Linked DNA regions of Homo sapiens: region 2 is linked to region 1. Evidence: chromatin loops called from intact Hi-C (ENCODE). Cell type or tissue: PC-3. All regions are shown on one strand. Each heading gives the region's core, and the rest is flanking DNA. Links, peaks and the distances in the headings are about the cores only.

What was found. A loop is a pair of places that touch in the nucleus more often than their neighbours do. Peaks named below come from ENCODE experiments on the same cell type or tissue, not always from the same donor. Only the 100,000 strongest peaks of a DNase experiment are listed, where the experiment ranks them.
Region 2: a loop joins it to region 1, with 8 times the contacts of the local background. A loop is called at or near these places in 9 of 110 quality-filtered maps.

What each region holds. Positions count from the first base shown.
Region 1 is chr5:5,268,622-5,273,997 of GRCh38, reverse strand. The region is part of intron 18 of ADAMTS16 (ADAM metallopeptidase with thrombospondin type 1 motif 16); the gene reads right to left. All of the region lies in intron 5 of LOC101929200 (a long non-coding RNA gene), which reads left to right. Among named protein-coding and RNA genes, the nearest start is that of ADAMTS16-AS1, 95 kb to the right of the region's middle. RefSeq lists an enhancer at 2,043-2,703. In PC-3, for the core only: CTCF peaks have their summits at 2,513 and 2,728; a DNase peak (open chromatin) is centred at 2,537; H3K4me3 peaks cover 1,355 bases; H3K27ac peaks cover 1,311 bases.
Region 2 is chr5:5,333,472-5,338,847 of GRCh38, reverse strand. The region is part of intron 2 of LOC101929200 (a long non-coding RNA gene); the gene reads left to right. Among named protein-coding and RNA genes, the nearest start is that of ICE1, 87 kb to the left of the region's middle. In PC-3, for the core only: no CTCF peak of the experiment used is centred there; a DNase peak (open chromatin) is centred at 2,837; H3K4me3 peaks cover 888 bases; H3K27ac peaks cover 2,966 bases.

The DNA.
Region 1 (5,376 bases), core at 60-5,059:
AATGAAAATCAAGCAAACAAAATATAAAAACTCAAAGTACAAAATACCTTACAGGACTACTTAAGGCACATTTCTAGATGTACAATGACATATTCAAATTCAGAAAGTTAATGTTGTATCCCCACTGCTTCTGCAATGGTTTCTATGTTCCTTTTCAGTGTTTCATGAAATAAGTTCAATTAGTCTGGCTTACGGTTTATTGTGTTTGTCTATAGTTATCACTTGACTTTCATTAGAGACGTATGCAGGCCAATGTCTGTACCTGCTTAAATACATTTCAAGCTCATTGTTTTGGTGCAAAGTCACATTTTCCCCAGGGGAGACACAGTAAGGTGTCATCTTTTATACCTCAGAATCAGCACATTGAGGTGATCAGACAGTTTCAAGCCACGGCATTCCTACCTGATCTGGTGACGTCACACTGTAGCTGAACAGCTCCCTAACAGTGTTTATCTTTTATTTCATACATTTATTTATTTATTGAGACAGGTTTTCACTCTGTGGCCCAGGCTGGAGTGCAGTGGTGCCATCAGGGCAACCTCTGCCTCCTGGGCTCAAGTGATCCTCCCACCTCTCCCTCCCAAGTAGTTGAGAGCACAGGCGTGTGCCACCACATCAGCTAAGTTTTTTGTATTTTTGGTAGAGCTGAAGTTTCACCATGTTGCCCAGGCAGGCTGGTCTCGAACTCCTGAGCTCAAGCCGTCCACTTGCCCCAAAGTGCTGGGATTACAGGCGTGAGTCACTGGGCCAGGCCCAGCACTCATTCTGGAGGGGCCATAGCACTTCTGGTTTCCCTGATTAGACTGAGATTGGTTAGATGTCTTTGCAAAGGGCACAGTGGAGGGCAAACAGGTACCCAAAGACGATCAGGTGGGCCTCAGCACGGTGGCTTCTGTGGGTGAGACACACAGTCCCGTGTCCACCCCACTGGGCTCTCTCTCAGCAGAGAGGGCAAACCTTGGGATCTACAGAACAAAGCTCTAATGACTCTGGAAGGGCCCCTCATGGTTACTTCTTCCCCCTGCAAGTACTCCAAAGTTGAGTAAAACTGGCTCTCATTCCAGAAGCACAAAGAAAGTAACTGCAGAGAGCCACTGCCTGCGGACCTTGGAGGCTCACACCCATGATCTGACAACAGTATAGAATGGCTTCTTGAACTCAAGTAATGAATGCATAGTAGATTTGCTAAAACACCAAGCATTCTAATACAATCCCCAAATATTCCAGAAAGCCATGTTGACACAGAAGTGGGGCTGCCTGCCACCCTGACTGTGCCGTTCGTGGGCCCCAGTGCAAAACAAATGTGCCAGGCCCCTTGTTAAAAATCCTTTGGGGCCGGGGGCAGTGGCTCACGCCTGTAATCCCAGCACTTTGGGAGGCCGAGGCAGGCGGATCACCAGGTCAGGAGATCGAGACCATCCTGGCTAACACAGTGAAACCCCATCTCTACTAAAAATACAAAAAAAAAATTAGCCAGGCGTAGTGGCGGGTGCCTGTAGTCCCAGCTACTCAGGAGGTTGAGGCAGGAGAATGGTGTGAACTCGGGAGGCGGCGCTTGCAGTGAGCCGAGATTGCGCCACTGCACTCCAGCCTGGGTGACAGAGCAAGACTCCATCTCAAAAAAAAAAAAAAAAAAATCCTTTGGAATTTCATATCAGCAACAGCCGAGAATAAAACTACACAGGAGGCTCCTCTGAGCAGGGAGCACTGGAGGCTGCGCAGGTCTCACTCCCAGGAAGCCCATCCTGCTGCTTGGGAACGCTCAGCTACTTAGATAATTAAATGAACCGAGATGTTCACTTCTCCAGCATTCCTGTGAGCAAAACCCTCTCCTACACAAACACCACCTAAGCAACCAGATTTCTTTTCATTCCCTTGGTAACGGGTGCATTACTGGGTGATTAGTATTTTCACGGCCTCAGATCGAAAAGAGATAAGCAACTACAGAAAAGGAAATTGCTCCCCCCTTTTCATTGCAAGTGTTTCTATAGGAGAGCAGTGGAAATAAAGCTGCCCTGCTGAGCCTTATCTTTCATTTCTAGAGTGTGCAACCAGCAGGCAGAGCTACGGACCCATGTATCTTGGTTGTAAAAGGAATTATTCCACTAATGGGTTTGTATAAGCAAGAAGAATAAGCCATCCAAATATCAAGTGGAGACGGGGCTACAGAGAAAACAAAGCATTTGATCACGATATGTGATCCAGACTCTTACTCGGCGTTATCTAGACTCTTACTTGGCATCCCTAGAAGAGTCCTGAAAACAGAGGGGAAGTCTCCATTTACCATCTGGAAAGCATTTCCTCTTGTATCTTCAATCCCCTGTCCTGGCAGGTGTGTGATTAGTGTTAATGCTTAGAAAACGAGAGTTAAGATGAATGACCCGAAGAGCCACTCCATTTAGATAAACTGAGAAGTATAAAGGGAATAAATATTTGTGTGATTTATCATCCATGTTTCAAAAGCAAGTGATAAAAAGGCCTGATTCATGCTAGAATGCAGATGGGGGCGGGGCAGCCGCGGGAGGGCCGTAGGCTGCTTGTCTGGGCAGTGCCCGCGCAGGGAGGAGCCTCCGTGTGAGGGAGGAGCGGGAGGAGCGGAAGGAGCGGGAGCCACAGGCTGCACAGCTCCCCGGTCCTGGAGGAGCCACTGGGAATTGCTGATGCCTGTTATTTCTCCAGGATACTCCTGCTGGCCGAGGCTGCACAGCCATTTTAAGAGAATCTCCAGCAAGAAGACTTCTAGACACCCAACACCCTGCCCCCTGCAGAGATTTAGGACTTAGGGGATCCCATCTGGCAATGCAATTGCAGGAGCCTGCAAGGCTGCAGGACGGCCTCTGGGTGCTGAGGAGGAGGCTGGGGCTCCAGCCAGCACAGCAGGTTTCCTTTTTCATTTAAGTTAAAAGTGATAAGGCTGTGGATTAAGATGTTTTACAGGTTCCACCCCTCAATCCTTGTGGAACCCTCCTTCAAGTTGAACATGAAACATCAGATCACACCCCACTGAGCCCCACTTAGTGTCAGACAGAGCACGAACTGTGGGGAAGGAGAGTGCGGCTTATTCCCTCGGGGCTGTGGCTCCAGCTTTGCCAGGCTGCTGAGGACAGAGCTCGGAGTACCTGCAGCCTAGAGGCCAGGGAAGCCTCTCAGGGAGGCAGAATTCAGTAAGAAAGATGCACACTCCATCCTCAGAGAAACGGAACATGGGTTTCCTGAACATTTAATCAGGAACAAAAAATTGTTAGTATCCAGGACATAATAGAAATATATTTTGCATTTCAGAAGAAAAGTAAAGCAACATTTTAAATTAAAATCTATGTTCCCAACTCAATTGTTAAAATCATACAATGAAACAACAATCCCCAAGGGTTGACATATGCCATGTAGGTCCATTATTCTGTGTTTTTGCCATGGATAGTTTTGCTTTATAGACTAAATTCATAACTGTTGTGAATTTCTTTCTCCTTTTACAGCAACAATAATCATAGCCAAGATTTAGTGAGTGTTTATCACACCTGAGAGCATTTACGTGGAATCCTCACCTTATCCTAGGAGACAGGAGACCTGGATCATGCCCGAAGTGGGGAAGGCAGGGTCGAGCCCAGGGAGGCAGGCAGTGTCACGGCTGCACCTTTGACAAGGTGCAATGCCGCCCAGCGCCTTTGTCTGACTCTGGCCCATGGACATAACCCATGGCAACCAGACCACTCCATAGAAAGAATTCCAGTGCAGGAGAGTTGTGGGAAGGGAGCCTGGAGATCTTGTTTCTCCTGTGAGACAGAAATTTACTAAGCTCCATGTGCGATCAGGCCCTGGCTATTTGTGGGCGATGGACGGGGAGATCCACTTGGTTCTCCTTAAGATTCTCCCAGGCAGGAAAGCATGGCATTGGGTTCACAGAGAGGCTTCTGTATTGTCTCAAAGTTTCCCCTTTCAGAGGGCAATATGAACATTCCAAAATAGGAGGTCCACATGTCAAAGGGTGCCATCGGATGGAGGGCTCCAGGGTTGACTGAAGTGGATTTGGGGCAGCCTCAGTCTCATGTTTCTACTTGCTGTAGGACACATCAGCTCCAGCTTCCCCTAGACTGGCCCTCTGCTGCTGAACTGCACCTTTTCTTCCAGCACACAGTGCTCTTGACAGCATGTGTGTATTAAACCGTGTTTGAGAGAGTCAAGTGTAGAAGATAGGACACAGCAGAACGCAGGGATGTCTTCAGCTCCAAATCTCTCAATACCAGAAAGACCAAGCGTAGAGAGGTGGAGGCAGAGGAGACCCAGCCAGAAAAACAACAGGAACCACTGGGCGAAATGGGTCACTTATATGGAAAAAATAGTAACTTCCAAAGGCTCCTCTAGAGGCTCGGGACCATCTGCCCTTTGTGATGGGAGGGAGGGCAGAGCAGCGGGGTTGGAGGCACAGGGAGATTCTGGCAAGAGGAAGGGCTGGTCATTGCTTCCTTCTCTTTAGTCTGAGGTCCCAGGTGGAGAGTGTGGGGCAGGGAGATGGAGGAGATTGCAGGTGATGTGAACTCAATGTCCTGGGAGGTGGGGAGCAAATGACCCAGGGGCAGGTGTAAGGATTGTGTACCATCCTTGGGTGACCACACTTTTAGAGTGATAACATGGGATTTTGGGGGTAGCATTTACTGCTGAGCTCCATGTGCACAGTGGGTCAAGAGTTGGGGGTATCCAGGCTGAGGTGACCAGGGTAGTATAGGGGAGCGAGGGTGAAGCAAGGCAGCTCAGGTGCTGGTGAGGGGAGGGTTCCAGCACTGCCACAGCCTCTGGCCTGGGTGGGGGCTCCGGGGTCCTGGGCAGTGAGCGGTGGGACGATCAGCCATGCAGTGAGACAGAAGGACAACTTCAGTGTGGATCTTGAAGCATAGGAGCTGCATGACAAGAGGCATGGCCTGTCTGGAGAGGGGTGTTAAGGACCGAGAGGTCACAGGTGAGGTGTGTATGAGCTCAGAATGTGGCTGAGCTGCACCAACTAGACCCAGCAGGCATGGCTTAACAAGGGAGGGAGCGGTTCCCTTTGTGCGAGTCTGAGCTGGTGGGCAGTTGTGGGGTCGGGGAGCGCAGTCCTTCTCCAGGTCACCAGGCTCGACTACCTCCGTCTTGGCCCTCTACTCCCCTAGAAGGTGACCCCTGCCTGAGGGGCTGCAGCTGCTCACTAAGGCCAGGACCTGCTGCAGCCACAGAGGTGGGCAGAGAAAGAGGAAGGAGCAGCTGCCTCTTGAGGGCTTAGCATGGAGGGCATAGGCTCACATCCCATGGGCCAGACCTTAGCCTGGGAGGACAGAAATAGTGTCCAGTCGGGATCCCTGTGCAGGTGGATGTATGCAGTGTATGGGGCAGCGGCTTCTATTAACA
Region 2 (5,376 bases), core at 68-5,067, 65 kb before region 1:
AAGAGTGGAGCCCTCATGCCTTAATCACTTCACAGAGGCCCCACCTCCTAATTCTATCACATTGGGTATAAGATCCCGGTATATAAATTGTGGGGAGACACCAACATTCAGACTGCAGCTGACCCTTCTCAGATAATTCATTTGAAAATGTTTTCCCCATTCTACAGGTTGTCTTTTCACTTTCTTGATGATGTCCTTTGATGCATAAAGGTTTATACTTCTTAGTCAGGCACCGTGGCTCACACCTGTAATCCCAGCATGGGATCACCTGAGGTCGGGAGTTTGAGACCAGCCTGACCAACATGAAGAAACCCCATCTCTAATAAAAACACAAAATTAGCCAGGCATGGTGGCATGCGCCTGTAATCCCAGCTACTTGGGAGGATGAGGAAGGAGAATCGCTTGAACCTAGGAAGCAGAGGTTGCAGTGAGCCGAGATTGCACCATTGCACTCCAGCCTGGGAAACAAGAGCAAAACTCCGTCTCAAAAAAAAAAAAAGTTTATACTTCTCATGAAGTCCAATTTATTTTTTTTCTTTTGTTGCTTACGCCTTCTGTATTATAATAAGAAAACTGTTACCAAATTCAGTGTCACACAGATTTATAGAAGAGGTTTACAATTTCGGCTTGTACATGGAGGTGTCTGTTCCATTTTGGGTTGATTTTGAAGACAGGGAGAGGTGGGAGTCCAACTTTATTCTTCTCCATGTGGATATCAAGTTGCACCAGCACCATTTTTTGGAAAAGCTATTCTTTCCCATTGAATTGTCTTGGATGAACTATGATAGCAAATAAAAAATGAAATCTATTATCTGACTGACTTTTTTTCTAACCTCAGAGTTTCCTTAGAGTCATTTGTTGTGTTTTTCACTGGACAGTATCTCCTATAAGTTTGGTTGTTTTTAGCTGTCATGTTCAAAATGATCTAAAGGAGACACAAAAGCTGAGTGTTGAAAAATGTCAGGTGTGTCCTCTGTAAGGACACACATATCTTACAATGTGTCTGTGTGCCCATTGTGCCACTCCTGAAATGCTCCAGCCTTCCCTTTACCATTTAAGACTCAACTCCAGTCTCTCCTCCTATGCTGAAGTCACCCTGAGCCTCCTCTGTGCGCCGATTGGGCTTCTGGAATTGGTATTTTACATGCTTCTATGAGTGAATTTTTCTACACTGAGGTATAATTACCGATTTGATTCACGTGCCCCCTCCCACGTTCGTCTGCGCAGATGGAAGGCCGTGCTCATCTTGGCAGTGTGTACATCTTCCCCTGGCAGAATGACCTGGCTGTGGCTCCCCCTGGGGTGTTGCCCCCACCCCCAGGGAGCATAGGGAATGCACATGCTGTTCTAGTTTGTCCTTGCTAATGGAGGGCAGGCCCGCCTAGTGTTCCGTTTGGAGAAGAGGCATGCAGCACCTACCACCCCACAGTGGGCCACCAGAACATTCGCTCATGGTGGAGAATGATCCTGCTCCCACTGCAGTGATGTCTACTTTGGGACACCTTGGCTTCTAAAGAAAAACACTATATTAGCTTTCATAAAAATTCCAAAAGCTCCATTTAGTAATTATTGAGAAAGCATCTGTCACACAATCAGTCAGAATTAGGATCCATGAAGGAAAAGAGTTAGATTGACGGTTGGCCCAACCTGGCCTCTCTGCCTCTAAGATGGAAGACCTGTGTCTCTCAGGCTCCTACCTTTCCCCTTCCCCCGGCACCATGACTCAGGCGCTCAGGCAGTAAATCCAGGGCTCATGGGGTCTTCTTTATGTTCCGTACTTCTGGTGACTTACCTCTTAGTTTCTCTTCCTGTTTCCCATTCCGGCTTCAGTCCTTTGCCACATCATTGAGGAGGACCCTCGTCCCTCCTCCCTGTGCTGCCCATGGCACTTGTCTTGGCTTCCTGAATGGTCCAGTCTTCTCTCACTGACTGGCAAGTCTCAGTTCATCCTTAGAATTGGTTCCAGCCTTGACTCCATGGCTCCTGTGGGAAGGTACCCTTCCTCCTCAGCCCCTCTCCTGCCCTCCATCCTGGCCCTGCACTTAGCCGGTGTACATGGTTCACACAGCCTACGTGTACTTTTGATATTTTGCTTCTTGTGCTTGTGTTGTGACATCAGCCTGGAGAGTTTTTTGCCTCCAGACCTCAGCGAGTTCCTCCTAATCAGATAAGTGGCTCCTCTTCCCACCCTCATCCCAAACTCAACATCAACACCATGATTTTAAAATCAACGTGTCAATTTCCATGCTTATTTATGCAGGCTCTTATGGTAGCTGCTTGCGGCTTCAAATTTGGAAAACTTATTTCCACAATATAATTAGAAAGCCACTCCAGAACAGGGATTGGCTTATACACTTCTCATTCTTCAACCTAGGTAGCACCAGTAGGAACTCAGACAAAGTTATTGATGAATTAGGTGAAATGAATTTATCTAAACACTTACTCAGCCTCCAGTGCTTTTAGCCTTTGTGATTTTGAGAACAACATTGTCTAACCTCAGGGTGTTACCAGACATTGGAAAGTTTTAATGTCTCAAGTGACTTAGGGTGGATAGACCTGGGTAAAAAACAGGAAAACAAAGAGAAACAGGAACTGAAGGAGATTCCTGGAGAGGTTTCTGGAATGAAAAGTTCTTGGGGTTTGTGACCCTAGAAACCACAAACTTTGTGGTCCTGGTGTTAAGGACAGAACTGCTGAGGCTCGAGGAATGTGTGCACACTAGTCCCTGAGTGCCATGACCTGACAGCGTCTGCAAACAATGTCTCATGTGATTAAAGCCAAAGCATGACCTCAGGGATGGGGACTCCTGGCACACAGCAGCTTAAAACTCCAGGGAGAGTAGGTATTTTCTTTACTTGAAAGCACTCTTTGCATGAAAGAAGAATGCACACTCAGGGGCTGCTTTCGTACTCACTGTTCATTTAACCCTGGTTTGTAAGATGTCATAGTTGAGGAAGAGAAAAGAAAAGGTATCTTCAATGATTAGTTTTGTTTTCCTTTGTCATAAGATAGCAACCGAGGAGTGATTTAAGGAGGTCTGAGATGTGTGCTTAAGATAATCCTTTTAAAATGGTAATTAATCATGACTGAGTCATAGATGACTCTATCAAAACAGTATCTTACATTTTATACAGCTTCAACTTTTCCAAGTATTTTTATGTCTTTTATCTATTTACTTTTCAAGGGGAGGCCAGATCCAGCATACCAGCTTCCCACGCATAGGTCTTTCTCCTTTTCCATGGTTTTGTGTGCATAAATACATAATTTGGGCCACCCACTTAATTTCAAATAATCCTTATTAAACACTGAGTATTTGTTAATCATCTTTACATTTGCTATTTCATTGACAAGGAAATATGGTTCAAACATACACATTTACTCTCTTCTCAATAATTCCTGACCTCCACCCTCACCAAACTAAGTTGCAAGAAAATTGGGACCTATTTGGAAGATAATCTTTGTTTTTCTACTCTGCACATATTTGCCCATTTATGATGTTTGTGGAAGGCAGGAAGAAGTTTCTCATCTTTTCATTTTTGGCAGACTTATTGCCTGAGAGCTTTGGAGTGTCAGATACCTCAGCCAATGAAACACCATCTGCTACTGGACAGAGACTCTTCTTTGAGGCCCCAGTATTCTCTGCCCTGGTCTTCTAGGCTGAGCCATCCATCTTTTTCTATCTCTTTTCAGTAAGCTGAGGAGAAATGCTAAGCACTCAGGCTGAAATGAAAATATCTCACCACGCGCTCCCATCCATAAGAGAACCAGGTGCGTTTGCAGCACGGATCCTTCATCACTGTGCCAGTGACCTCATTTTCTTGGGACTAGATACTCTATTGAGAAAAGGGGCTCCTTCCTCATTAAATTACTTCCTCGGTTAAATGAGTGCGTTTCTGAGATTCTAAAAGTAAATTCAGCCAGGTCTAAGGATATTCAGACCAAAGGTGAAAGGTAGGTTGTTCTTGTGTGGATGGCAGGAAGAAAATGTGCTGGGGACCCCTTGATGTCCTGTGGAGGGACTGGGGGTGAGAAGAATGGATAAGGGTGTTGGGCTTGTGGGAGCCCAGTGCGGCTGGGAGGGAGCTGGGGGCACGTGCTGAGCTTGTACTTGCACATGGTGAGTGTGTGGCCCTGCCAGGACACCCAGGGGAGCTTGTCTCAGGGGCCAATTGTCAACCAGAGGCCCGTGCGGGAAGGGTTTGGAGGCTGAAGACTAAGCAGGGAGTCAACTGGGCACAGGGAGCTCTTGGGAAAGGCAGAACGGGAGTCATCCCTGCTGCCAAGCAGACAAGGTGGCCACGGACCGTCAGAGACGAGCTACGCAGAATCAGCCTGGGGGCTTCTGTCTTTCTACGTCTTTGACTCAATTGGGTCTAAAATAGACAAAGAGAGCTCAGCTTCCAAAATCACCATGTGACCATGGCGAAAATCTAGAGAACAGGTTGATGAGTGTTTGCAGCATGCTGGAGCAAGGTCATTCTTCTACTCAGAGTCTAGGAAGGAACTGCGCCCTCCACGAAGGCCCTGAGAACTGCCCAGGCCCTGAGAACTGCCCAGGCCCTGGGTTTTGCCTCTTGCAGCCCCTAGAATAGAACTTGCAGAGACCTTACAACTCTGTGGCTGACCAAATGCAAGTGGCAACATTGTCCACACACAGCCTTTGCCCCGTTGTCTGCTGATCTGCAACCCAACCCTGCACTCCGTCCAGAAACAAAACTCCCTCCCTGAGTTTGGAGAATCATGAGTATATGGAGTAGAGGCTGAGACATAAAACAATGTCTGAGACTGGACCCTGTAGAAAATCACCATACCCTGGGAAGCCATGGGGGTTGATGTCCGTGTACAGACAGAAACGTGGTGGATGCGAAAAGTGACAGACCACAGTCCTGGGAACTCTGTCCTGCTGCTGAGGGGCGCCTGAGAAGGAAGGACTGATGCCGAGAAGATCCTTGATGTTTATTTACTGTGGTTTCCTGTTTCTCAAAATGGAAGACACAATGCCACTGGTCATGGGGTCTTCCCAGGCTGCACCCTCAGTGAAGACGATAATGAAACCAACTACTGTGCACGTGTATGTGCCTGCATGTGTGCATGTATGTGTGTACATATGCATGCGTGCCTGCGTGTGTGTGCATGTGTGTTTGTGTTTTTAAATTATCCATGCAGGTTGCTCTATCTTGATGAAACTTCCAATGTTGAATGGCTGTGCCTATAACTTTAAGGCCTATGTGACCACCAATTTCTAAAAGCAGCATCGGGGCCGGGGACGGTGGCTCATGCCTGTAATCCCAGCATTTTGAGAGGCCGAGACGAGCGGATCACCTGAGGTCAGAAGTTCCAGACGAGCTTGGCCAACATGGTGAAATGCCATCTCAA